Linked DNA regions of Homo sapiens: region 2 is linked to region 1. A link is a loop called in an ENCODE intact Hi-C map of the cell type or tissue named here. Cell type or tissue: IMR-90. All regions are shown on one strand. Each heading gives the region's core, and the rest is flanking DNA. Links, peaks and the distances in the headings are about the cores only. Region 1 holds the start of TRV-TAC1-2 (tRNA-Val (anticodon TAC) 1-2). Region 2 holds the start of PHKA2-AS1 (PHKA2 antisense RNA 1).

Region 1 (10,371 bases), core at 2,147-4,646:
ACTGCCAACCCAGACTGGGTGCCAAATCGCAGCACTAGCACTTGTTACATTGTGACCTCAGGGCAAGTTATTAATATCTCTGCGCCTAAACTTTCTCATCTGTAAGATGATGATAATAATGCCTACTTTCGAGAGTTATTTTGAGGCTTACAAGAGATCATATGTATAAAATACTTAGCACAGTGCTAGACATAATTAGCTATTATTTTTACATCACCATTCAGAATAAAGTTGATGGGAGGAAAAGGGGAGTTGTTTAATAGGTATAGAGTTGAGTTTTGCAAGATGAAAAAGTTCCCGAGATCTGTTTCACAACAATGTGAATATACTTAACACTACTGAACTGTACACTTAAAAATGATTATGGTGGGCTGGAGGTGGTGGCTCACACCTGTAATCCCAGCACTTTGGGAGGCCAAGGCAGGCAGATCACTTGAGGTCAGGAGTTCGAGACCAGCCTGGGCAACATGGCGAAACCTCGTCTCTACCAAAAATACAAAAATTAGTCGGGCGTGGTGGCGTGCACCTATAATCTCAGCTACTCGGGAGGCTGAGGCAGGAGAATCGCTTGAACCCAGGAGGCCGAGGTTTCAGTGAGCCGAGATTGTACCACTGCACTCCAGCCTGGGTGACAGAGCCAGACTCTGTCTCAAAAAAAAAAAAAAATGGTTAAGGTGGTTTTAAAAAAGGCCGGGCACGGTGGCTCAAGCCTGTAATCCTAGCACTTTGGGAGGCCGAGGCGGGCGGATCACGAGGTCAGGAGATCGAGACCATCCTGGCTAACACGGTGAAACCCCGTCTCAACTAAAAATACAAAAAATTAGCCGGGCGAGGTGGCAGGCGCCTGTAGTCCCAGCTACTCGGGAGGCTGAGGCAGGAGAATGGTGTGAACCCGGGAGGCAGAGGTTGCAGTGAGCTGAGATCACGACACTGCACTCCAGCCTGGGCGACAGAGTGAGACTCCGCCTCCAAAAAAAAAAAAAAGAATAAAGTTGATGAAGTGATTGTAATAACAGGGAAAGAGTTACACTCAAGTTAGAAAAAGACGCAAATTTCTACACTGTTAAGGATGCATAACTAGGTTGAAAATGCAGAGAAAAATACTGAGTGCCCCTTCCCATTTTATATTTTTTGCTACCACCATCTCACCATGGCCCACACCCTCATTCCTCTTGTCAAAGATAAAAAAGCCAATATTTAAACAAATAATAAACTCCCCAAAGGAAACTGTAATGAAATAGTAAAGAGGAACAGAAAGAAACTAGAGAAACGTTTGCTCATTCAACCAGTATTTATTGAATGTCTACAAGCCTGACATTTATTTTATACTGTGTATGAACTCTATTCCACAAATTCTACTGCTGCATTAAAAGGGACTGTGGGGTTTTTTTTTTTTCGTGCTCTGCACATCAGAGTTTAATGAAAAATAGAACTTTTAATCAGAGTCATAATCATGACCGACCTTTAATAATTCACCTGCAGTCAAAGCGCTGCTGTATTGCCTGCCACATTTTAGTTGGAGGTTGGGTGGCCGGCCCTTGCTGGCTTGCAGGCAAAGGGCAGCCAGGTGCATTCCCCGAGCGCCCGATTTTCCGAGGCGTACTGGGAGGAGAGGTGGGGTAGGGCCCGGCCGGATCGGGGGCGCCGGATCGGGTCTAGGACTTCGCCCGGCCCCTGCCCTCCACTACTTCTCATGTCGGACTATGGCGGCAGTGACCTTGTGGGATAGGAGAGGGTATCTGTCATTTCACTTCTGCGAGAAAAACATGCCAAAAAATTAAAAAGAAAAAAAGGACAAAGAAAAACACTTCGTTGTCGCTTTTTGGTTTTTTTTGTTTGTTTAACCCAAACCCTTTTTTTTTTTTAACCCAAACAACGAAACCCTATAAAAGCAAAAACAGCCGCCTTACGGCTATGGTTCCACTGGGGCTCGAACCCAGGACCTTCTGCGTGTAAAGCAGACGTGATAACCACTACACTATGGAACCTCTACGAGGAAGAATATTGTTGGGACTTTATTCATAGACTCACAGCAGTTCCGGTCCCTCCGCCGGAGCCCCGCCTCTCCACCGTGACCCCGCCCCCGAGGCGAGGAGTTTGCGGCGGCTTCGAGTCTCGGGCTCCGGCGTTTGGGCGGCTTGTCTTCCCTGCCCGCCACAGTCGCGGCCCCTGGGACCAGGGCGAGGCCGGAACCCCGGCCGAGAGCACCTCCCTGCTATCATCTGTCCCCAAACTTTCCCTCAATCGAGGCGCCGGCGGGGCGGCCCGGCGGCCGGAAGTGCACCCTGCTCGGGCTTTGCGCCCCCGGCAGCTTCCTCCGCCCGCGAGGGCCCCGCGCCTTCCCATTTTCCCAACCGGCAAACTGAGCCTCGGCCACCCGGCCCACTTGCCGGTCGGAAGTCAGGACGTCGCCGCTTGCGGCGGCGTGGAAGGCTTCGCCTCCGGAGCAAGGAGGACGGGCCGCTGGTTAGCGGGCCCTTTGCCCGAGGGTGTGGACCTCTACCCGCTCCCCTGCCCCTTCCCGCAGCCTTCTTCCCCTCCCGAGGACAGGCCTAGGGGGTGCAAATGCCAGGGCTTCCGTTAGGTCTCCTTAGTCTAGGGCTGCAGGGGTTGGGGGACGAAGACGTGTAGACGGGGCCACCCGTCTATGGCTTCCAGGGTGGCAGCGGCCCTGGCCACGTGATTGAGGGGCCCAGTGCAAAATGAAGATGCCAGGCCCCTTGTTAAGTTTTTGAGAATTTCACACGGTAACAGCAGAGTATTCAACCTGGTGCGGGGTCCCTGACTTGCTTGCAGGACTGTAGTCTGGGTAACGGGCTGGGACCCTCCATCACAAAGGGTGATTCTTGTTTTTCATCGTCAGTGTCATTTGCCTTCTTCAGGGCTTCCAGGTGGATCTTCGTCACCACCCTAGGATTGCTCACCATTCTCAAGCTTGAAAACCCACCTGCAATCATTTGGGCGGGGGGGGGGGGGCATCTTTAAGCGCCCAGGTGAACTTGGTCTGCAGGCAGCAGCTGTCCTTTTCTCTGGATCTTCTGCTGAGGTCGGTAGGTTGATAAGTGATACTGATTTTGTGGCAGGAACTCCCTTCAGCCAACTCCTGTCTTCCTGGGAAGGCCTCTGGAAGAAACCAGGTGGGTGCAGGGAACACTAAGGTGGGGATCTGGATGTTCGTCTTGATTTGGCCATTCATGAGCTGGGTGCTCGAGCTAGTCAGTTCACCTCTGGTCTCAGTCTCCTCCTTTGTAAATACAAGGGTTGGACTAAACACGTCCCCTTTCACCTCTGGGTCTCAATGTTATGCCCATCTTCCACGTAGGAAAACGGAGGCAGTTATCTGCCATGTAATCCCCCCCACACACACACCCCCGCCCCCCGCCCAGAAGTAGAGGCAGGCCAGCTAGTGGCGTGGGTTTTTCTAGTACCCGTTTCCCGATGTCCTCAGTTAGCTCCCTGTCATATTCATCATGGGGCCCCCTTCTAGTCTGCTTTTTTGGTGAGACGTTTTCAGAGGCCTCTCGAGCGCTTGATGCCTAGATTGTGGGCCACGAGATGACCAGAGTGGCCAGCCACCGGCCGGAGGATACGTTCCTGAGAGCTCCACGTTTCCCACTAGTCAGTGAGCCTCAGGACTCCTGGGAAGCCTGATAATAAGTGTATCCCACCTGTTTCCAAACCCCTAGCGGTCGAAAACAAGACTGCCAGGAACTGGCCCTAAAGTTACACCCACTGGTTGTGTTTTGGATGGTGTCTCTAGGAAATGCTTTGCTCTCCAGCCCCCCACATCCCGATTTTTCTGTCTGCCCCTGGGTATAAAGGTATGTTTGCCAAGTTCCCACACTTAACCTCTGTGCAGAAAAGAAGCTGGTGTCCCTCTGTTGCATGCTTAACCTCTGTGCAGAAAAGAAGCTGGTGTCCCTCTGTTGCATGCGACACAGGTATCTGCCTTTGGTGAAAAACTCTTGTTCCTTTTCTCCATTCCAGGAGGGAAACTGTGTTCTGTTCTCCCCGCCGCCCCTCGCAAGGTGTCATCACAATCTTTTTTTTTTTTTTTTTTTTTAAGACGGAGTCTCGCTCTGTTGCCCAGGCCGGAGTGCAGTGGCACGATCTCAGCTCACTGCAACCTCTGCCTCCCGTTCGAGCAATTCTCCTGCCTCAGCCACCCAAGTAGCTGGGATTACAGGCGCCCCCCCACCATACCTGGCCTACTTTTTGTATTTTTAGTAGAAATGGGGTTTCACCATGTTGGCCAGGTTGATCTCAAACTCCTGGCCTCAAGTGATCCGCCCACCTCGGCCTCCTGAAGTGTTGGGATTGCAGGCGTAAGCCACCGCGCCCGGCCCCACCCAGCTCAAATTCTGTGGTCATTTTTATCACTTGCTTGTTTGCCCTTTCATTTCTTCCTTGTGCTTGTTGGTAAAACCACAATCTCTTACATCTGACTGTCTCCCTACCCTGCCCCTGAACATGGCCCAAGAAGAACACATCCAAGCTGACTGGTTTCACACTAAATTCATGACTGCTTAGCTCAAGTGAACCCTTTCTGCAGTCCAGAATACGTGTCCACTTCTAAGGACGGTTTCATGTCTTATCTCCGTAAACCTCCTGTACCCCCAACCCTAATCTCGGTTACAGCTGATGATCTAGCTTCCTATTGCGGTGAAAAAATGGAAGCAATCAGAAGAGAACTTCTGGAAGTCCCCTGCCAGCCACCGTCTGCTCTCGTGCTCTTCCTCTGGATCAGGATGGGTTGGGACTGGCTAACTCTGTCGTAGGAGGCTGTCCCGTGTATTGTAGGATGTTTTGCAGCATCCCTGGCCTCTATTCACTGGATGCGTGTAGCACACATCCTCCCCCACCACCCAGTTGTGATGACCCAAAATGTCCCCTGGGGGACAAAATCTTGGGAGTTCTTTGGCAATATCTGGAGACGCTTTTGTTGGTTATGACTGGGAGAGGGGTACTATAGGCACCCAGGAGGGAGAGGCCGGGGCGCTGCCAAACATCCTGTGGTGCCAGCTACTCTGGGGGAGTGAGGCGGGCAGAATCCCTTGAGCTCAGGAGGTCGAGGCTGTCGTGAGCCATGATTGCACCGCTGCACTCCAGCCTGGGTGACAGAGTGAGAACCTGGCAAAAAAAAAAAAAAAAAAAAAGCCGGGTGCGATGGCTCACGCTTATAATCCCAGCACTTCGGGAAGCTGAGGCGGGCGGATTGCTTGAGCTCAGGAGTTCAAGACCAGGCTGGCCAACATGGCAAAACCCCATCTCTATAAAAAAATACAAAAAACTTAGCCAGGCATGGTGGCGCACACCTGTAGTCCCAGTTACTCTGGAGGACTGAGGCAGGGAGGATCCCTTGAGCCTGGGGAGGTCGAGGCTGCAACAAGCTGAGATCGCATCACTGCACTCCAGCCTGGGCGACAGAGTGAGACCCCGTCTCAAAAACGAAAACAAAAGCAAAAAAACAGGAAAAAAGCTCTTAATTCCACTTCCACCTGTGCCACTTCCATGTCTCTGCTCTCCTTTATAATACAGTTCTTAGATTGGTCTGGTGCTCTCTCCAGTTCTGTCCCCCCACTGGGACTTGTTCCAGCACTCCACCAAAATTCCTCTGATCCAGTGATTTCCACATTGCTACACAGAATAGCTCTTCCTTTTCATCAGATTTGATCTACTAGCAGCATTGAAAACAACCCATCACTCTGTTTTGAGGTACCTTCCCCTCGGCTTTTAGGATGCGGACCTCTCGCGATGTTTATTTCCTCTCACTGCATACTCCTTTTTGGTCACTTTTGCTGGAGCCTCATCTCTTTGACCTTTAAACACAGCCGTACCTCAGAGGTCTCGGTGCTTGGACTTCTCTATTTGTTCTCACCACCCCAGCGACCTCATTCAATCTAATGGCTTTCAATACCCTTGAGAACCTAGAAGATTCCAGTGTGTATCTCTAGTCTAGACTTTTCTCTCAAACTCCAGACCTACATGTTCAACATCTCCATTTAGATGTCTGTTAGGTTAGGCATCTCACATGTCTGTGTCCACGCTTCTGATCTCTGCCCCTAAATCCGCTTCTCTCTTGATCTGTTTTTCTTTTTTGGAGACAGTTTTGCTCTGTCACCCAGGCTGGAGTGCAGCAGCGCCATCTTAGCTCACTGCAACCTCCACCTCCTGGGTTCAAACAATTCTCGTGCCTCAGCCTCCCGAGTACTTGGGATCACAGGCGTGCGCCACCACATCCGGCTGATTTTTTTCTGTATTTTTAGTAGAGATGGGCTTTTGCTGTTTTGGCCAGGCTGTTCTTAAACTCCTGGCCTCAAGTGATTCACCCACCTCGGTCTCTCAAAGTGTTGGGATTACAGGCGTGAGCCACCGTGCCTGGCCTCTGTTTTCTTTATCGCAGATAATGGCAGCTTCATCTTTCCAGCTATTTAGGCCTAAAACTAAGAATCATACTTGATTCTTCTTTTTCTTACACCCCCAGTGTAATCTTACTAGCAAAGCTTATTGGCACCACCTGCAAGATCTATCTATGCTAGCTTTCTGTCATCTCCCCAGCTACACTCTAATCAAAGCCACTATCACATTTTGCCTGGATCATAGCCAGTAGCCTCAGATCTTGGCCTTTCAGCTTCTGCCCTTTCCCCCCTACAGACTATTCTCCACACAGTAGCCAGAGTGGTCCTTTCAAGATTCAGATTAGCTCTCATCATTCTGTGCAAAACCCTTCAATGGCTCCCTACCTCAACTAGAAAAGCTGAAGCCTTACAGTGGCCTACAAGGCTTGTGCCTCTCTGGTTATAAATCCTCTTACTGGCCAAGCACAGTTGATCATGCTTGTAATCCCAGCACTTTGGAGGCCAAGGTGGGCAGACACTTGAGGCCAGGAGTTTGAGACCAGTCTGGCCAGCATGATGAAATCCCGTCTCTACTAAATATACAAAAATTAGCCAGGTATGGTGGCATGCACGTGTAATCCCAGCTACTTGGGAGGCTAAGATGGGAGGATCGCTTGAGCCTGGGAGGCGGAGGTTGCAGTGAGCCGTGACTGTGCCATTACACCCCAGCCTGGGTCACAGAGCAAGACCCTGTCCTCAAAAAAAAAAAAAAAAAAAATCCTATAACTTTGCCTTTGCTTTGACTGCACTCCAGCCACACCGGCCTGCTTGCTGCCCTTCAGTTACACTAGGCCTCTCCTGCCTCGGGGCCTTTGCTGCTGCTGCTGCTGCTGCTGCTGCTCTCAGCCTCGAATAGTTTTTCCTTAGATCACGCTGTTGCTTGTTCTCTCACCTTGCTCGGGTCATACCCAGATATCTTCTCAGTGAGGCCTTTCCTGACTGTCTACTGAAAATTGCTATTATTCTTTTCCATTCATGCTAGAGACTCACTGCCCCCCTTTCCTGCTTATTTTTCTCTGCAGCACTAAATTTCTTCTCTTTTTTTTTTTTTTTTTGATACGGCATCTCGCTCTGTCGCCCAGGCTGGAGTGCAATGGCGTGATCTCGGTTCACTGCAACCTCCGCCTCCTGGGTTCAAATGATTCTCCTGCCTCAGCATCCCGAGTAGCTGGGACTATAGGCACCTGCCACCACGCCCAGCTAATTTATATATATAAATATTTTTAAATTTTATTATTATTATACTTTAAGTTTCAGGGTACATGTGCACAACGTGCAGGTTTGTTACATATGTATACGTGTGCCATGTTGGTGTGATGCACCCATTAACTCGTCGTTTAGCATTGGGTATATCTCCTAATGCTATCCCTCCCCCTCCCCCCACCCCACAAGAGTTCCCGGTGTGTGATGTTCCCCTTCCTGTGTCCATGTGTTCTCATTGTTCAATTCCCACTTATGAGTGAAAACATGCAGTGTTTGGTTTTTTGTCCTTGCGATAGTTTGCTGAGAATGATGGTTTCCAGTTTCATCCATGTCCCTACAAAGGACATGAACTCATCATTTTTTATGGCTGCATAGTATTCTATGGTGTATATGTGCCACATTTTCTTAATCCAGTCTATCGTTGTTGGACATTTGGGTTGGTTCCAAGTCTTTGCTATTGTGAATAGTGCCACAATAAACATACGTGTGCATGTGTCTTTATAGCAGCATGATTTGTAATCCTTTGGGTATATACCCAGTAATGGGATGGCTGGGTCAAATGGTAATAGAGATGGGATTTCACCATGTTGGCCAGGATGGTCTTGATCTCTTGACCTCGTGATCCGCCCACCTTGGCCTCCCAAAGTGCTGGGATTACAGGCGTGAGTCACTGCGCCTGGCCTGCAGCACTAAATTTCTACATATTTACTAATTTATTTTGTTGATTGTCCCCACCATCCTCGACTGGAATGAAAGATCCATGAGGGCATGGATTTGGCTTCATTCTCTGTTGTATTACGCAGAGTCTAAATAGTTTCCAGCATATAGTAAGTGCTCAGTGAATATGTCTTGAAAACAATGTGTCAGTGTTGAGGGTGACTCAAGCCAGGGCAATGAGTTCCAGTAAGAGCTAATCCTGGATTTTTGCTTGACTTCTTGAGCAGAGACGTTTCCTAATTCACCCTGGACTTGAACGTGAGATGATGTAGAGGCTGGCACTTCTGCTGCCATCTTACTATTGCGTTATATTAGGGCTCTTGGTTGCATACAACAGAATCCTCTTGTTCAAAATATTCACTTTTCTTCCCCATGTAGGATTTTGACACCATGGTCCCCCGATAGACTTGCCCAGGTGGCTTTGCTTTGCCCAGTTGAATGTGAGCAGAAGTGATGAGTATCACTTCCAAGCAAAAGTGTAAGAGCCAGTGTGGTGGCTGCTTCTGTCCTTCCCCTTTGCTGCAAGAAGAACAGCAATGCCCCATAGACAGGTTGGCCTGAGTTTCAGAGGGAAGGCTCCATGTTACATAACTGCAGCCCATCTGCACTGTCCGCGGAACTGGAGTGCAAAACAAACCTTTATCATTGTAAGCCACTAACGTTTGGGGTTGTTACGAAAGCATAACACCACCTAAGCGGCTTCAACACTCCCACAAGTTTAAGAGGAAAAGGAGTTTATTAAAGGACACCAGATGGCTCACAGGATCTCCAAGAAGGCCTCGGTGACTCCAAAGCCAGGAATGATGTCCAAATCTCACTGAGGGACTGCACCAGCGCAGGTGCGCACTGCTGCCTCCTCTGAGTACATATTTAGTAAGTCACACCAGTGTTGGAGCCCAGAATCTTGACCACTGCTGTCTCTGGAAACTGGACACCTCTGCCACTAACCTTGGCAGTAGATGGCCTTTGGGAGCCCTCCACGTCTTCAGGTTGCCCTCTTCTGGATTGAAGTCGCTGGCAGAGCTGAGTTTACCTGCCTGTGCTCTTGCTATCAAAGAGGCTGGAAAAGCAAATTTCTTGTTTCTACTTTGGCGAGTTAGGAGTCAAACAGGAGGAATTACCAAGACATAGGGAGGAGGTTCAGAAGTTAGTGAATGACCATGAAGCATGAAAGACGTCCACGACCTGCTGGAGACCTGAGGATGGAGCGGACACCAAGGGATCCCAGCTGAGCAATAGAGCAGCTGGGTGCCATGACTTACGCCCCGGCCCCAGTCATGCATATACCATTGACTCTTCAGTTATTTGAGGAAACCATTCCTAGCTTTGCTTAAGCCAGCTGGAATGGGCTTACTGACACTTGCAATGGAAAGAGTCCTAATGATCTGTGTCTCAAATGGATGAGCGTTGGCACAGTGGCTAACGGTGGTGCCCTGGCTCGGATGCCTGAAAGTTTTGGTTGTTCTCAGTCCCCAGTAAGTGGGGATGAGGCTGACAGTTATGGGAATGGCCGCTTCTGGTAGGGTAGGTGTATTAATCTGTTCTCACGCTGCTAATAAAGACAAACCCCAGACTGGGCAATTTATAAAGGAAAGAGGTTTAGTGGACTCACAGTTCCAGTGGCTGAGGAGGCCTCACAATCATGGCGGAGGATGAAGGAGGAGCAAAGGGACGTCTTACATGCTGGCAGGCAAGAGAGAAATGAGAGCCAGGCAAAAGGGGAAGCCAAAACCATCAGATCTCATGAGACTTATTCACTCTCATGAGAACAGCATGGGAAAGACCTGCCCCATGATTCGATTGCCTCCCCTCCGGGTCCCTCCCACGACACGTGGGAATTGTGGGAGCTACAATTCAAGATGAGATTTGGGTTGCAGCACAGCCAAACCGTATCACCTGGGTTGTGGTTTCCCTGTCTGCTGGGGAGCCAGTAGTTCTCATGTACAGCAGGGCGCTTGCTCACGTGTGGCACAGTAACCAGGCCAGGTACAATTATACAGTGGGCAACATGTCTGTGTCAGATAGTGCTAGTTGCTTATCTACTAGCAGATAT
Region 2 (15,436 bases), core at 8,703-11,202, 210 kb after region 1:
CCTCTTGCCTCAGCCTCCTGAGCAGCTGGGACTAAGGGTGCGTGCCACCACACCCAACTAATTCTTAAATTTTTGGTAGAGATGAGGTCTCACTATGTTGCTCAAGCTGGTCTCAAACTCCTGGGCTCACGTGATCTTCCTGCCTCAGCTTCCCAGATTGCTGGGATTGCAGGCATGAGCCACGGTGCCAGGTCAATTGCTTACATTTTAATGGCCAAAGGGAAGAAGTTGTTCTCTAACTTCTGAAAGTGTTCGGAAAAACTGCAGAGCTTAAATGACTGCTGAGAGATTTGGGATTCTGAACAGACACTGCGAGGAGCCAGAGTTTGGGGGTTGGTGACCTGGACACAGCTGCCGCCACTTTCTGATGGAGAGAGGGTCCTCTGAGTGGAGCTAGTGGCAGAGGTTGTAGAGCCCAGCACCACTAGGAGGGATGGGAGGTCCCTGAGGAGGGAGAACAGGCAGGGTCCCACTTGGAAGTACCGCAATGGCTGTGTCTTCCTTGGTCCTTCCAGGGCGTTGCTGCTTGTGATTCTTTGCTTTCCCAGGGTCCATGTGGGAGGAAACAGCTCACAGGTCATCAATGAGACATCGGAGAGAGCCGCTAGGTGTTGTGGCAGATGAGGCAGTGCCTCCACGTGTGCTCATGGGCACTCCCGGTCATGAAGAGTGACCCACCTTGGCAAGGCTCTGGAGCTTGGTGGCCTTTGACATCCCGACCCAGAGCCTATTCAGGATCCCAGTGTCTCCTTGGATTTGGAGACACTCATTCATTCCCAGCAATGAACACCAAGCTTTTCTCATTCCTTTGGCTTGTACAGTACAGACCCCTCAGCAACTGCGCTCCATGCACGCAGCACTGTGTGGACTTGTTCCCCTGGTAACCACCTTCTATTCCCTATTACTGTGAGCTGGACTTTAGATTCCACATAGAAGAAGGATCACGTGATATTTGTCTGTGTCTGGCTTATTTCACTTAGCATAATGCCCTCCAGGTGCATTCGTGTGGAGGCAGGACTTCCTCCTCCATTTTTTTTTTTTTTTTTAAGGCAGAGTCTCGCTCGGTCACCTAGGCTGGAGTGCAGTGGTGCAATTTTGGCTCACTACAACCTCCATCTCCGGGGTTCAAGGGCTTTTCCTGCCTCAGCTTCCCGAGTGGCTGGGATTACAGGCGTGCGCCACCACACCCAGCTAATTTTTTGTATTTTTAGTAGAGACAGGGTTTCGCCATGTTGGCCAGGCTGGTCTTGAACTCCTGACCTCAGGTGATCCGCCTGCCTCGGCCTCCCAAAGTGCTGGGATTACAGGCATGAGCCACTTTTTTAAAGAGACAGGACATCCAAGTCCGAGGAGACACTTGGATCCTGGGGAGGCTCTGGGTCAGGAAGCCAAAGGTCACCAAGGTCCAGGGCCCTGACAGGGTGGGGCACTCTTTGAGACCAGGAGTGCCCATTAGTACTCATGGAGGCACTGTCCCATCTGTCGCCCAGGCTGGAGTGCAGTGGCTTCATCCCAGCTCACTGCAGCCTCCACCTCCTGGGCTCAAGTGATCCTCCCTCCTCAGCCTCTTGAGTAGTTGGGACCACAGGCGTGTGCCACCACATCTGGGCCCACTCTGCCTCTGCTATGAGTGCTCTCCCCCAATGGCCATGCAGCCCTTTCTCTCAGCCCTTTCCAGTCTTTGCTCAGATCTTTTCTTCTTGACAAGCCTATTTAATACTGCTGCCTGACTCCCTCACTCCAATCTTTCTTTGAGGCCTGAGCCGGCCTCACTGTGGAATTGGCTGCATAACATCCCGATTTGTTAAGGTCGTTGCTTATCGTCTGTCTCTGCCTGAACTTAGGCTCTGAGATGGGAGGAATCACTGTTTTGTTCATGGATTCTCCCACGTGTCTAAATCAGTGCCTGGCATGTAGTAGGTGCTCAGTAAATACGTGTTCAATGCACTGACTGAGGAAACTGGAGCCCAGAATGATTATGTGACCTGCCCAAGGCCACCCAGCACACTGGGGAAGGAGCAGGGATGGAAGCCTAGACTCTGGTACCAGGATCAGAGCTCTTAACCACCGAATACTACTGCTCACCCAGTGACACCTGTGGCCTTTGGGTGACCTCCACCCCTCTTGTCTAGGTCTCATTAGGTTGGGCTGGCACCCTGTGTGCCCTTCAGTTTCCACCCAGGCTGGTGTCTGGGCTCTTTTGGGGGTTCCTGCTCCCACCTCTATATCCCTCCCAGGAAGTGGACTAGACTGTGTGGTCCCCACCAACTGTCCCCTCACTGCCTGTTACCCCCTCACTCTCTACCCTGTCAGAGGAGCAAGACGCAGCCAACTCCTTGTGACCTCAGCCTGGCCTAGGGGGTGGCTGGCAGCTATTAGAGTGGGCCTTGACTTTGAGAGACCCCTGAATGACATTTCACCAGCTCTCTGTGGCTGTGCCCCCAGTCCTTTGGCCTTCAGGCGAATCCTGCCACCTGTGAATTCCTCTTCTGTCAGTTTTGTCTCGGGGAGGGTCGAGGCATAATCCCAAGGTGCTGCGGGGTCCCCGTGAGAATGAAATGCTGGCCCTGGCAGCCTCTAAGCCTCATGCCCACAGCAGCAGCAGCATCCCCTCCATGTGTCTTCCCCACGCAGGAGAGGCACCAACCGCGGGGATGCCCTTGGGGGAAGCCAAGGAACAGACCTGCAGAAATAGTTCAGCAGAGGCCCCAGGACAAAGGTGTCCGCTCTGTAGTTCTTCTGGATTTGGGGGGGGAAAGTGATAATGATCACTGCAAACTCCATGCCTGTTTTTTCTTCCGGTCAACCTCTTATTTATTTATTTACTTATTTTTGAGTCAGTGCCTCACTCTGTCACCCAAGCTGGAATGCAGTGGCGCAAATCACGGCTCATTGCGGCCTCAACCTCCCAGGCTCAAGCTATCCTCCCACCTCAGAGTCTCAAGTAGCTGGCACTACAGGTGTGTACCACCACACCTGGCTAATTTTTATTTGTTAACTTTTTTGTAGAGATGGGGTCTCATTATGTTGCCCAGGCTGGTCTCAAACTCCTGAGCTCAGGCGATCCACCTGCCTCAGCCTCCCAAAGTGCTGGGATTACAGGTGTGAGCCACCTCGCCCAGCCCTGCATCTTTCTTTAAGGCTTAGTAAATAATTGAAATTTTAATACTCCAAGTGTGCGTGAAGAATCCCAATATGTATTCGCAAATTGTTGAGCAGACCTGTCCTCATGTCTGTCAGCTCAAGGTTGTTAACTGTGTCACTGAGATCTTCTATGTCCTTGATGATATTTTGGTCAGCTTGACCTACCAGTAGTAAAAAAAGATGTCTCGGAGCCTCCCACCAAGATGATGAAGTCATCTTGTCCTTGTACTTTTGTTAATGTTTCCTGCATTTATTTTGAAGTTGTTTATTGGATAAAGAAATGTTTAAAATGGAAATGTCTTCTTGGCAAATTTCATCTTTTATCATCATGTTATCCCGTTTCTCGTCCTTAATACCACTTTTGGTCCTGAAGTCTATTTTACCCAACAGTGACACAGGGGGACCAGCCCTCTTTCTGATAGCATTTGCCTGGCATGTCTTTTTTTGTCCTTTTCTTTGCAACCTTCTGTATCCATATGCCTACAAAGAGCATATATCTTTCTACATGAACCATGTAAACCCAATCTGTCAACATTTGTCATTTAACAGGGGTCTGGTCTCTTGACATTATTGTCACCATCGATCTAGGTAGCTGGTTTTGAACATGTTCATGTGTATGGTGGCTTCTCCTACCTGGTCCTTCCTGTTGCAGAGCATACGATATACACTGCTTTGCATTACAGACTTATTTTAGTTTGTCACGTTTTGTCTGGGTGACAAACAGATACACAGGCACTCCGTCCTGGCTTCAGGATGGAAATTCTGTGTTTCTATGTTTCTTGTCTTTTTTTGAGACAGAGTCTTGTTCTGTCACTCAGGTTGGAGTACAGTGGCGCAATCTCGGCTCACTGCAACCTCCTCCTCTCAGGTTCGAGTGATTCTCTTGCCTCAGCCTCCCCAGTAGCTGGGATTACAGGCGCCCTCCACTACACCCGGCTAATTTTTGTACTTTTAGTAGAGACGGGGTTTCACCATGTTAGCCAGGCTGGTCTCAAACTCCTGACCTCAGGTGATCCATCCGCCTCGGCCTCCCAAAGTGCTGGGATTACAGGCGTGAGACACCACGCCCAGCCTCTCATCTTGTTTTTGAATTGATCTCTTTCTCACCCCTTATATTCGAAAAGAACATTTGCATATTTCACATCCCAGAGTGTCTACTCCCTCACCTCAAATTCTATCATGCTGATTTTATCTAGACTTTTCATTCTGGGTAATTATTAATATATTTGCAGCCGGGGGTGGTGGCTCACGCCTGTAATTCCCAGCACTTTGGGAGGCCAAGGTGAGCGGATCAAGAGGTCAGGAGTTTGAGACAAGCCTGGCCAACATGGCGAAACCCCGTCTCTACTAAAAATACAAAAATTAGCTGGTCATGGTGGCGGGCACTTGTAATCCCAGCTACTCGGGAGGCTGAGTCAGGAGAATCGCTGGAACCCAGGAGGTGGAGGTGGCAGTGAGCCGAGATTGCGCCACTGCACTCCAGCCTGGGCGACAGAGTGAGACTCTGTCTGGAAGAAAAAAAATATATATATATATATATGATCTACAGATCATATATATATATGATCTACAGATCATATATTTGTATGATCTACAGATCATATATTTGTATGATCTATAGATCATATAGATCATATATTTGTATGATCTATAGATCATATAGATCATATATATGATATAGATCATATAGATCATATATATGATATAGATCATATAGATCATATATATGATATAGATCATATAGATCATATATATGATATAGATCATATAGATCATATATATGATATAGATCATATAGATCATATATATGATATAGATCATATAGATCATATATATGATATAGATCATATAGATGATATAGATCATATAGATCATATATATGATATATGATATATATGATATGTATATCATATAGATGATATACATGATATATGATATGATATCATATATCATATATCATATCATATATGATATATATAATAAATATTATATATAAATATGTATATTTGCTCTTTTGCTTTGGTTTTGATTACTCTTTGAAGACAATCAAAAATCTTACCAAGGGCTGGACTCAGTGGCTTAAGCCTATAATTGTAGCACTTTGGGAGGCCGAGGTGGGAGGATTGCGTGAGCCCCATCCCTCAGAGTGCAACCTCCGGCTTCTTTGTGGGGATATTTTTGTTGGACCTTAGACCTGCCCGTGCTGCCAGGTCCCCTAGCCTGCCTTCTCCCAGCCCAGGACTGATGCAAGGGGCCCTGGACAAGGCATAAGAAACTTCAGGAAGCATAGAAAGAGGCCATGACCATGACCCAGGAGGCTAAGTGCTCCTGGCAGACTCAAGGTTGCCCAGCAGCCATCTCCCTTCTTCCCCACTAACAGGACCCCGAGTTTGTTGCAGATATTTGACAAGTGAGGTCTCCAAAGGTGCCCCACCAACCTTGCAAGGCCCACGATGGTTCCAGACTTAGAAATCCATCCTGTTAATCCTTATTGCGCTTGCCAGTGATTAGTGTTAAACAGGCATATGACTCAGTCCTGGGCATTTCGAATTAAGGAAAAGTCTGCCAGAGGGCTTCTAGGAGAGACTTCCCTACCTGGAATGGGTTGATAGGGGGAGAGAGGGGTGGAGAGGGAGCGAGGGAGTGAGAAAAAGACTGGAGCAAGAGAGAGAGAAGCCAAAAGCTAAAGAAGAAAGCCCTGACTCTCCCTCCTTGGTTGGGATGTTGTCCTTTAAGGATGTGATGCTTGGAGCTGTGGCAGCCATCTTGTAACCATGAGAAAAGAAAGCGCCACTCTGAAGTTGATGGAGAAGAAAGACAGGAAGAGCATGGGTCCTTCGTGGCATTGTTGAGCCACTGAACCAACTCTGCAACCTCCCAGCTGCAGTCGTTGTCTTACATAGGGTGAGAAATGTCTTTATTGTTTGAGCCACTGACAGGCTGGGTAGCTGTGATGGACAGCTGAAAGTATCCTGAGAGATTACTGAGGAATTTGTCCTCTTGTGTGATCCTGCCTGCTATTTTAATTTAATTTTTTTGAGATGGAGTCTCGCTCTGTCGCCCAGGCTGGAGTGCAGTAGCATGATCATGGCTCACTGCAGCCTCTGCCTCTGGGCTCAAGTGATCCTCCCAGCTCAGCCTCCTGAGTAACTGGGATTGCAGGTGTCTGCCATCATGCCCAGGTGGGGTTTTTTTTTTTTTTTTTTTCATTTTTTGTAGAGATAGGGTCTCCTTATGTTGCCAAGGCTAGTCTGGAACTCCGGGGCTTAAGCGATCCTCCCACCTCATCTTGGCCTCCCAAAGTGCTGGGATTACAGTCACGAGCCACTGCACCCAGCCATTCCTGCCTTTTAGAGTCCTGGGAGGAGACAGGTTATCAGAACGCAGATCCCAGGCAGTGCGGCCTGCACATAGGCAGAGAAGATGACAGTTGGGAGTTAAGGACCCTTTCCCCATCACACTGGCCAGCTCAGGGGCTGAGAATTCCACAAGTCAGAGCTTTCACCGAAACTTGCATGTGACTTGTGAAATGCAAACATTCCAGGGAGAACTGGGAGTGACCCGCACCCTGTGGCTTCTTTCCTGGAACACTTCAGCACCTGAGTGTCTCCCAGGTAGCGGGAGGCTGGCTGTCGAGAGGACAGCATGGGAGAAAAGGGATTCGGAGGCTTTCTCAGAGGAATTCATTGAATATTTGCTCTGTTCCAGCAGCTTTATCCCCACTATCTTTTTTTTATTACACAAACATTTATTTAGCACTTACTATGTGCCAAGTAGTATCCAAGCACTTTAAAAATATGTCACACTCAATCTTGTGACAGCCATGCGAGGTACAAGTGCTCTCACTAAGCCCAAGTACAGAGGTGGTGGCCCTGGATGTGGCCCAGACAGACCAGTGCCAGCCCCAGTGCCACGCTCTGAACCACCCAGCGTGCCAGGCAGCTCTTGCAGTCTCAGGCTGCTGTGTAGCAGTGACACCTCCAGCGAAGTGGCACCACTTATTGCCAGCTCCCTGGACCCAAGCCCTCCCTGGTTGCCTGCCCTGGTGGGTCCCGAGTGGGTCAGACAAAAGGCAAGCCCTGCTCCTCAGCCTCCCCTAGGGGCATCCCCCATCCCCGGCTCTCTCCCTTCTTCTAAGGGCAGACAGGCTTCTCCCAAGTGAGGGCAGGAGGCTCCGCACCCCTTTGCAACCCCAGGCCCTTGGGCGGCAAGTGTCAAGAGGAAGAAGGAATCCAGAGATAGGTGAAGGATGAAGACAGGGCCTTTATGCTCTTCGCTTCTCTCCTCAAAGTGCCACCTCCTGCCTCTGTCTGCTCTGCTCTGTCCTTGGTCCGTATAGCAGAGCCCTGCTCGGGGCGGCGCTGATTTCAACACCCTTGACGTTGAACTGGGCTCCTCCCAGGTGTGCCAGGCTGGAGTCCTCACAGAACTCTCTCTTGCTCTGTTTAAAATGGATGTATCCCCCTAGCTTATTCTTAACAGTCCTCCAGAATCTTCCACCATGAGCATCGTCATCCCCATTTGACCAATGAGGAAATGAGGCTCAGAGAGTGACTTGCTATCCATGGCCACGCAGCTCAAATGTCACCTGTCTGATCCAATGCTTACCTTCAGACACACCCTGGGCCCTCCGGGATGATCTGGAGCCTGCAGACCTAGGCCAGCGCCACCGTGGGGTGGGGGAGTGGCAGCAGCCTCTGTCTGCTGAGACTGTGCCAGTGCCAGGGGTGTACAAACGTGATCATGACCTCATTACATACACGGTATTGTTACTGTTATGTCCATTAGCTTGTTAATCTCTAGAACCACCACATGAAGATGGTTTATATAATCACCATCCCATTTCACAGAGGAAGAAACTGAGGTACCAAGAGATTGTGTCTAATCAAAGGGTGTCCAGCTCTAAGCAGCAGCATGGGGGTCAAAATTCTGGCCCATCTGACCCCTGAGCTCCTGGTGGTGACAGGGGCCCGGGAGGTAGCCAAAGCAAGGTGTTGAGACCTTAAACCCAATGCTGCCTGTGTCACAATTTTGCCAAAGGCTACCATCTGGGAACAGTCCCTAGGGTGGCTGTGCCCACATCACAGCAGAGGCTACTTAAGGGCTTTGTGGGCTCCAAAGCATGAGCCACATTTCTCCTGACCTTGAAATGGACTCTTTGAGAGAGGCAGGGGGGGGACCTGGTGTCCTTGCTTCCTAGCTGGGACAGCCAGCGGACTCGGAGGAGCTAAGAGACTTGCCACTGTCCACGGTGCTGCATCCCCAGCCTTGCTGCACCACCCAGTTGCAAGCGTGACTTCTATCACCCTGGGCTGAATTTAGCTTCCTAACCCCTGTATGCTAAGCTGAGAATTCCCTTCCCCTTCAATATTTCTCTTCATATCTACTATCCAAACCTTGAATAAACTGAACAAATGAGTCTCTCTTCTGAGGTAAATTTGTTAGAGACTAAAGCAAGGTTCTTTGCCTAGATCTAGGTAAACATGGAGGCCGGAAATGGGCTTCTTTCTGATCTGCCACTGACATGTGTGAATTTCTGAAATTCACAAGCCCTCTTGAGTCTCAGTTTCCTCATCTGTAAAATCCAGGTGCTAACAGCAGCCCTAACTAAGCAGGCATAGATGATGATCACGTGCTCTTCAGCACCTGTGGAATGTGTCCCTCAGCTGGAGCCACAGCTCAAGTCTTTACTCTCCTCTAGTTTCCAAGACGCCTGAGGTTTACAGGTAGAAGACCCCCAGAGGACAAAGTAGCTGATTCCAGGGATTCCTTGGAGCCAATCCTCTTGGCCTCAACTATCCCCTCCTATATTCCCTCTCCCCACCGGCTGGGGTACGTACTCCCTGGCCAGCCTCCTGGAATGTTCCACTGGTCCCCACCTCCCAGCACAGTACCCCTCCCTCCCGCTAGTGGATGACTCACTACATTTCTTTCTTGCTTTTTTTCCGATTGTGCTTTTTTTAAGTTTAAAAAAGAAATGTGTCAAAGTCAGCATAGCACATCTATTTAAAGTGCAGAGGAAGCAGCCTCTGAACAACTTGCGGTGTGGAGCCTTTAGAACCTTTCCAGGCCTCAGCCCCAAAGTCTGTCACTGTTGCTTTCTAAAGCCCCAATATGAAGGGCAGTGGACGCTTAGGGACGTCAGGGGAGAGGTAAGGTGAGAGCAGGAGAAGGCAGGGCGGAGGAGGGTGCCCTGGGGATAGAGTCCCGGCCACTGTTTCCTTTGCCCACCCCATCCCCCGAGGAAGGTGGCGCCAGCAGATGCAGGTATATGGCTTTGTACGTGCATGTCGGCTTGAACGTGGTGTAGGGACCACGTAGGGTTTCAGGCCTGAGACAGCGGAGGGAGCTGAGGAAGGGAACAGGCATCGCTTCTCTCTCCCTCTTCTGTCATTTCATCACCCCCATTTTCCAGTTACTAGATTATCTCCCCTAAATAGCAGCAAAGCAGGGGCTGCTCCCGAAGGCTGTCAGCTCCTCAAAATAGGTGGAAGGAAGTCACATGGCCTCGGCACTGGCTCCCTTCCTGGCTCCGCCTCTCACACATGTCCCTCCAGACCTGCGGTGAAATGAACTGCTTCTCCCCTCTGCCTCTGCCATGGCTCCACTGCCCCCTAACCTTTAAAGCAGATCTCTCTGGGCAGGGTTGGCAATACTTGTCATTCTTCCCAGTGACTTGGGACAAAAGCCAAAGTCTGGACTCCTTGGTGGCTCCACTCCCGCCCCCTGCAGACGTGTTGGGTGCAGTACTGCCTCCCACGTTCGCACTGGCGGTTCCTTGCTGCCCGGCACCGTCTCCTCCAGCTAAAGTGAGGCTCAGGCCCTCACTTCCTTCAGGTCGCTGATCACATCTTGCCCACTGAGATCTTCTCCAGTCATCCCAGAGGACAGGCCCTCTGTGCTCCCAGGCCTCCCCACCCGTTCCTCTGCTTCGTTCTGCCCCCGATATGCTGCGAAAATCATCACTCCTTGTTCATTTTCCGGGGCGGGGAGGAGGAGGGGTCAGTCTCACTTCCTCCCTCGGCTGAGCTGCAGGAGACTCAGAGATGGCCTTGGCCTCACCCAGCTGTGCTGTCCCCACCCAGCCGGCTGCTTTGACATTTAAAGGACTAGTCCGATCCTGCTGGGTCGCATTCTTGAGCAACTCCGGCGCTGTGGCCCTGCACTTTCTGGAGGACTGAGTGTTTTACTCAGCCTTCACCTATGAGGAGCCCGTGAGACCCAGGCGAGGGTTGGGAGGGTCAAATCCCCACCTCCTGCCCCAACCCATCTTGAGCCTCTACCCTCTTCCCCCAGCATAGCTGAGCAAGTGGGACTGGGGCTGGTGGAGGGGTAGTGCCTGCCATTCAGGGGCCGAAGACAGTGGCTTTGCTAAGGCCCCTCCACCCCCAGCCAAGCCCAGGAAGCCCCCTGCATCCCCTCCACCGAGTGCCGGCAGTTCCCAGGCTGCCTGGCCTGTGCCCACCTGTCCCCGCGTTTTCTGCCGCTCCACACCCCCTAGTCCCGGCTCTGGTCACTCTGCGGAGCCTCTGCTAACCCTGTGCTGACAGTGAGCTCCCCGACCCGGGCTCCATCTTGACCCCTCTTGCACCGCAGACTTATTTTTGACTCTTTGCCCTACTAGGCATGGAGCCCTTTGTGCCTCAGCCAGCCAAGCCCAGATCCAGCCACGTGGACGTGTGCTGACAGCACCGTCGATGCACAGTCTCCACCAAGCTGGGACAAAGGTACACATCCTGCGGGGGCAGGGCGGGGCGGCAGTCACCACCCTAGCACTAGGGAGCTCTCTGCTTTAGGCGATGGAAAGCCCAGAATCCTTTCTGGTGAGATTCAGGCGGCAGTGCAAGGAGCCACTAAGAACGGCTGCTTCATCTTCTGGCGTGAAGAGCTGCGTCAGCCGCGGTGGGTGCAATGCCCTCTCAAAACCTTCTCCCAGCCTGCTGGGCCACTTTCGCTCCAGATCTCTTGTGGCTAATGAGGGAAAGGGGAGCAGGGAGCTGTTGCCTGCACTTCCAGAAGGAGGGGAGGTTGGGGAGAGGCAGAGAGGGCCGCCTGGCCTAGATGGCTGTGCCTCTCTTGAGCCCAGGAGAGACTCCAGTACTTACAGGAACTCAAACGATCCCTGGTGACAGCTGGAGGAAATTATTCACACTGTCAAGAGAGAGGCTTATACCACGAACGGTTCCAATTCATTATTTTTAAATCCCCCAGCTGGCTAAAGAGTTAGAAGAAAAGATGTGACAATCATTTGAGTCTTGTCCCAGATGGGCTGTCACTCAAGGGCTATGAAAATCGAATGGGACTGGGCTGGTGGTCACAAAAACTGCAGGGCGCACTGGCAATTCTGCAGGGCTTTGCAGGATGGTGGAAGGTGGTCTGGTGGGCCATACTGGGCAGCAGTGGTGATCCAGCCCCTATGGCTCAGTAGCATTTCTACCCAAAGACAGAACATGTAATTAATTGTCCTACCTCCATCCCAGAGGTGGGTACCAGGATGGCTTCCATGCACCTGGGGTGAGGAGGGGTTGCCTGCACGCCCCTCTTCACTCCTGACACACAGCCTTCCTCAGGGGCAAATGTGCCTCTTGCGTCAGCTCTCCAGGGCAGACCCTGGCGAGGGCACAGGTCCTTCTTTTATGGGCAGAGGAAAGAAAAGCAAGCATTCCAGCTGGAGCGGACACTGAGTTTCAGATGTTTGGCATTTGAACCTCCTTCCTGTGTTCAGGGGATCCCCATGTTATGAAGTGGGGACCTCCACTTTGGAAGGCAGAATTCTCAAGATGCGGCTTTTTTCTTTTCTTTGAGACAGGGTCTTGTTCTGTCACCCAGGCTGGAGTGCAGTGGTGCAATCACGGTTCACTGCAGCCTTGACTTCCCAGGCTTAAGTGATCCTCCCACCTCAGCCTCTTGAGTAGCTGGGAAAACAGGTGTATACCACTGTGCCTTGCTGATTTTATTTTTTGTAGGGAGGGTTTCACATTGTTGCCTAGGCTGGTCTCTAGCTCCTGGGCTCGAGACCTCCTGCCTAGGCCTCCCAAAGCGCCAGGATTACAGGCACAAGCCACTACGCCTGGCTGGATGCTGTTTTTTCTAACCTCTCCCTCAGCCGAGGCAGTATGCTTGCCTGAGACCTTGAAGTGGCAGCTAGTGGCTGTTTAAAATCCCTTTTGGTGACAAGTAGAAGCCTCTACATTTAGTTTCCAAAAGAGCAGAGGCAGTGGTCCCAGTGACAGTGCCCAGCATTGGGGGTGTCTGTGGTGTAAGTCCTGGGGTATGAACCTGGGAGTACTGGAGAATGACATGGGATCTTGGTCCTGGCTAGGGAGCCGCTTAGCCTGGTGACCATGTGACCTATCCAATATTGTTTAATAAACTTCCCACTTAACCCAGCCACAGTTGGTTTCTGTTGTTTGCAAATGAACTTCGAGACAATGGCAGCTGGTGGCACAGAGATTAGAGCCAGTTACTGGGATTTCTCTTTGGCAAGTCCATCCTGGGTTTGCATCTGGGAAGATCTTTCACAAAAGGAGATGTGGAAGGCACAACCATCCCCTCGTGCCCAATTCAGATGCAGCTTACCCTTTGCAGAGCCTGGCACCTTGGCTATGCCAGCTGCAGGGGAAAGGGGTGGCGGCCACCTGCAAGGGTTGGGCCAATGCTGCACAGGATTCGGGCTCAAGACACCAACACCCTGCTAGGCCAGCGCAGGGAACACTCACCACGGGAGCCTAGGGGCTTCCTCAGGGGCCTTCAAGCACAAAAAGAGATACTTTTCACCCTCCCACCCCCCAACCAGGCTGTATGCCTGCCTGGCCCTCAGTGGGCATGGCAGAAATGCTAGGATTCGTGTTGGATTCATGCATTTTTCAGAATAGTTTAAGGACTGCACGAAGACAGAGGGACGAATCACATGACTTCAGAGTTCATTGGTTCCAACTATTCCAGCTCTCCTGAGAAGGCATGTTTTGCCAAAAGTGCACATATGTTCCTCTAAAGAAAACCATGGTAGTTTTTTGATGGAATTTTTTCCTCTCCCAGGCATCGTCAGACGTGCCCAGCACTCGACTGCAGAGCAGCCTCTCTCACAGTTTCCACTCTCATTTCTCAAAGAACTCTCTTGGTACCTCAAGGCCGTGGCTTTCCTAAGTGGCTTTTTGAGGGAGACAGCAGGGACTGGGCTTTAAGGGGGCCACAGCGCAGCTTTCTTTTCCCCTCACAGGCAGAGCTATCAGTAGCCACGTCGGGTAGAACAGAAGGCATTCTGGGAACGCGGTGCTCTCACATCCTGCAAAGTACAGGCCTGCAGAGCAGATGGCAGGGACTTCAAAAGCTAAGTCACCTTGAAAGATAATGGCACAAAGGGCGATTGGGGGTGGGGTGGGTGGGAGGCTTTTGTACCCTTTTGCAACAAGGAAGCAGAAAAGACAAAAGCTATTTGCCAGCCTGGTGCGGGAATCAACAGAATAGAGAGATGGTTCTGCTGCAATTTCCATCAAGGGTGGCCAAGCCTCCAGTCTTCTTGTCCAGAAGTAAGTGGCATCAACCAACTCTGCCAAACTGCATTTCCTGCCTCCTGATCTGGGGTCTTTTCCTTTTCTTTTTTCACACAGGGAGTATTTCCATCCTCTCTGTCCAGGCAGCTGAGCCTTGACAACCTCTCCTCCCCTTCACCATGCCCCGACTGATCTCCTAATGGAGCCCCACCCCTCGAGTCCCTGGGCCTGTGGAAGGTAGGGTCTCCCCCTCCTCCTCATCCTCCCCCACTCCACTCCAGGTGGGGTTGCAATAGGGCTTATCTGGTTTCCTCTAAGCATGAAGCCCTTGACCAGAGGAGGAGCGGGAGTTCACGTCACGCCCCCATGCTTAGTCCTGGCCTTTTGCATTTTTTGTGGATGGGTAAACTGAGGTACATAGTGGTCAACTCATGCCCAGGATCACAGAGGCACTGGCAGGGTGGCAGGAATGCTGAATTCACCTGATGAGAGCCAGGGACAGCAGCGGGTGGGGCGGTGGCTGCTTTTCAACTGAAGTTGTTAAAAGGAATGCTTATTCCTGGCCCCACCGGCTTGCCCTCCAAGGCAGAACGTGTTAATACCGAGCCCCAGCAAAGGTTCAAATTGACTTCTTGGCTCTGAGCAGGGAGGTAGAAGTTCCTGCCCCCGCCACCCCCGGCTCGAGGCTCCAGGGGCTGCCAGGCTCCTCTCGCCTGGCCTAGAAACAATCCCCTCCTGCCACCTCCACGCAGGTGCTGTCAGGACAGGCCCTCTGCCCTCAAACATCTGCTCCTCTCCTCGGGGAGGGGGGCCTCAGCTGCGCGCTGAAGGGGCCAGGCCTCAGAAGCCTGTTCTCCTTTGAAGCTGACAGCTTGATGCCTGTGGAAATGCGGTCCTATTTCAGGATTTCATTTTAAAGAGGTTTCAAAGGAGTGGCTGGAAGGCTTGGTGGAATCGCTTATTACGGCTCCTCTCCCGGCCCGCAGCTTGGTGGCTGAGCACGTCATCATCATTGGCAGGCAGGTGACTGTTCTAAATTAGCACCTGGCTCATTCTGGAGGGCTCTAACTCTTCCTGAGCTTTTTCCAAGAACAACTTTCATGACTTATACCTTCTTATACCTTTCCCACGTTATCTGTTTGAAATGATCCACGGGGCAGGTGAATTACGTGTCATCTCCAAGACTCTTGTTTCTGTCGGGCATGTCTTAAAGACACACACACATGCAAAGGCTATGAAAATGCGACCCCCCAGACCTGGGAAGCTGCAGCCCGTGGAGCCTCAGGGGCAAAGGGAGCAAACTGGCTTGTGAGGGAAGAGCTGCTCTGGTCAGCGGCTGTTGTGGGATGGGGAGGGAACAGGGTGACCCAAGGGGGCAGGGGCCTGGTGCCATGTCTGCTCATGTGCCGCCCTCCTTGTCTCTGGGATCTGCCCCCAAAATGCAAGAAACGCGTAAGCCCACTGTAGCAGATATGGAGAGACTCCGGGGGATTTTCCTTTACCTAACTACTCTGCACCTCTGCAAGGGAGAGCATTATGGTTTGGAAGAAATGGAAACGGCATGGAAGTCCCATGTGGGCAGAGCCTGCACACCAAACCCTTCTAGACTGCAAAGGGTTTGACTCAGCCCAAAGAGGACTCTGCCAGGAAGCTGTCAGGCACCTGAGGCCACCTGCCTCTCCTCCGCTTCAGGAATAACCATCAGTACTGCATCTTGGCTCTGAGGGGCACTGGGCATCACGATGCCCACTCGAAGCAGCTAGGGCACGTTGATCTCTGCATCTCCATACAGATGTCCG

Evidence for each region. Peaks named below come from ENCODE experiments on the same cell type or tissue, not always from the same donor. Only the 100,000 strongest peaks of a DNase experiment are listed, where the experiment ranks them.
Region 2: it touches region 1 in a loop (5-fold over the local background); 57 of 110 quality-filtered maps call a loop at or near these places.

The regions. Positions count from the first base shown.
Region 1 is chrX:18,672,994-18,683,364 of GRCh38, forward strand. TRV-TAC1-2 (tRNA-Val (anticodon TAC) 1-2) reads right to left here and starts at 1,988; the gene lies at 1,916-1,988. It also overlaps a transcript of PPEF1 not described here. RefSeq lists a silencer at 1,913-2,099. In IMR-90, for the core only: a CTCF peak has its summit at 3,695; no DNase peak of the experiment used is centred there; H3K4me3 peaks cover 552 bases; H3K27ac peaks cover 472 bases.
Region 2 is chrX:18,876,755-18,892,190 of GRCh38, forward strand. It overlaps PHKA2-AS1 (PHKA2 antisense RNA 1), which reads left to right and starts at 13,542. Exons shown (of 3, transcript NR_029379.1): 1 at 13,542-13,874. RefSeq lists an enhancer at 9,942-10,151. In IMR-90, for the core only: a CTCF peak has its summit at 9,853 (motif pointing left); no DNase peak of the experiment used is centred there; H3K4me3 peaks cover 533 bases; H3K27ac peaks cover 166 bases.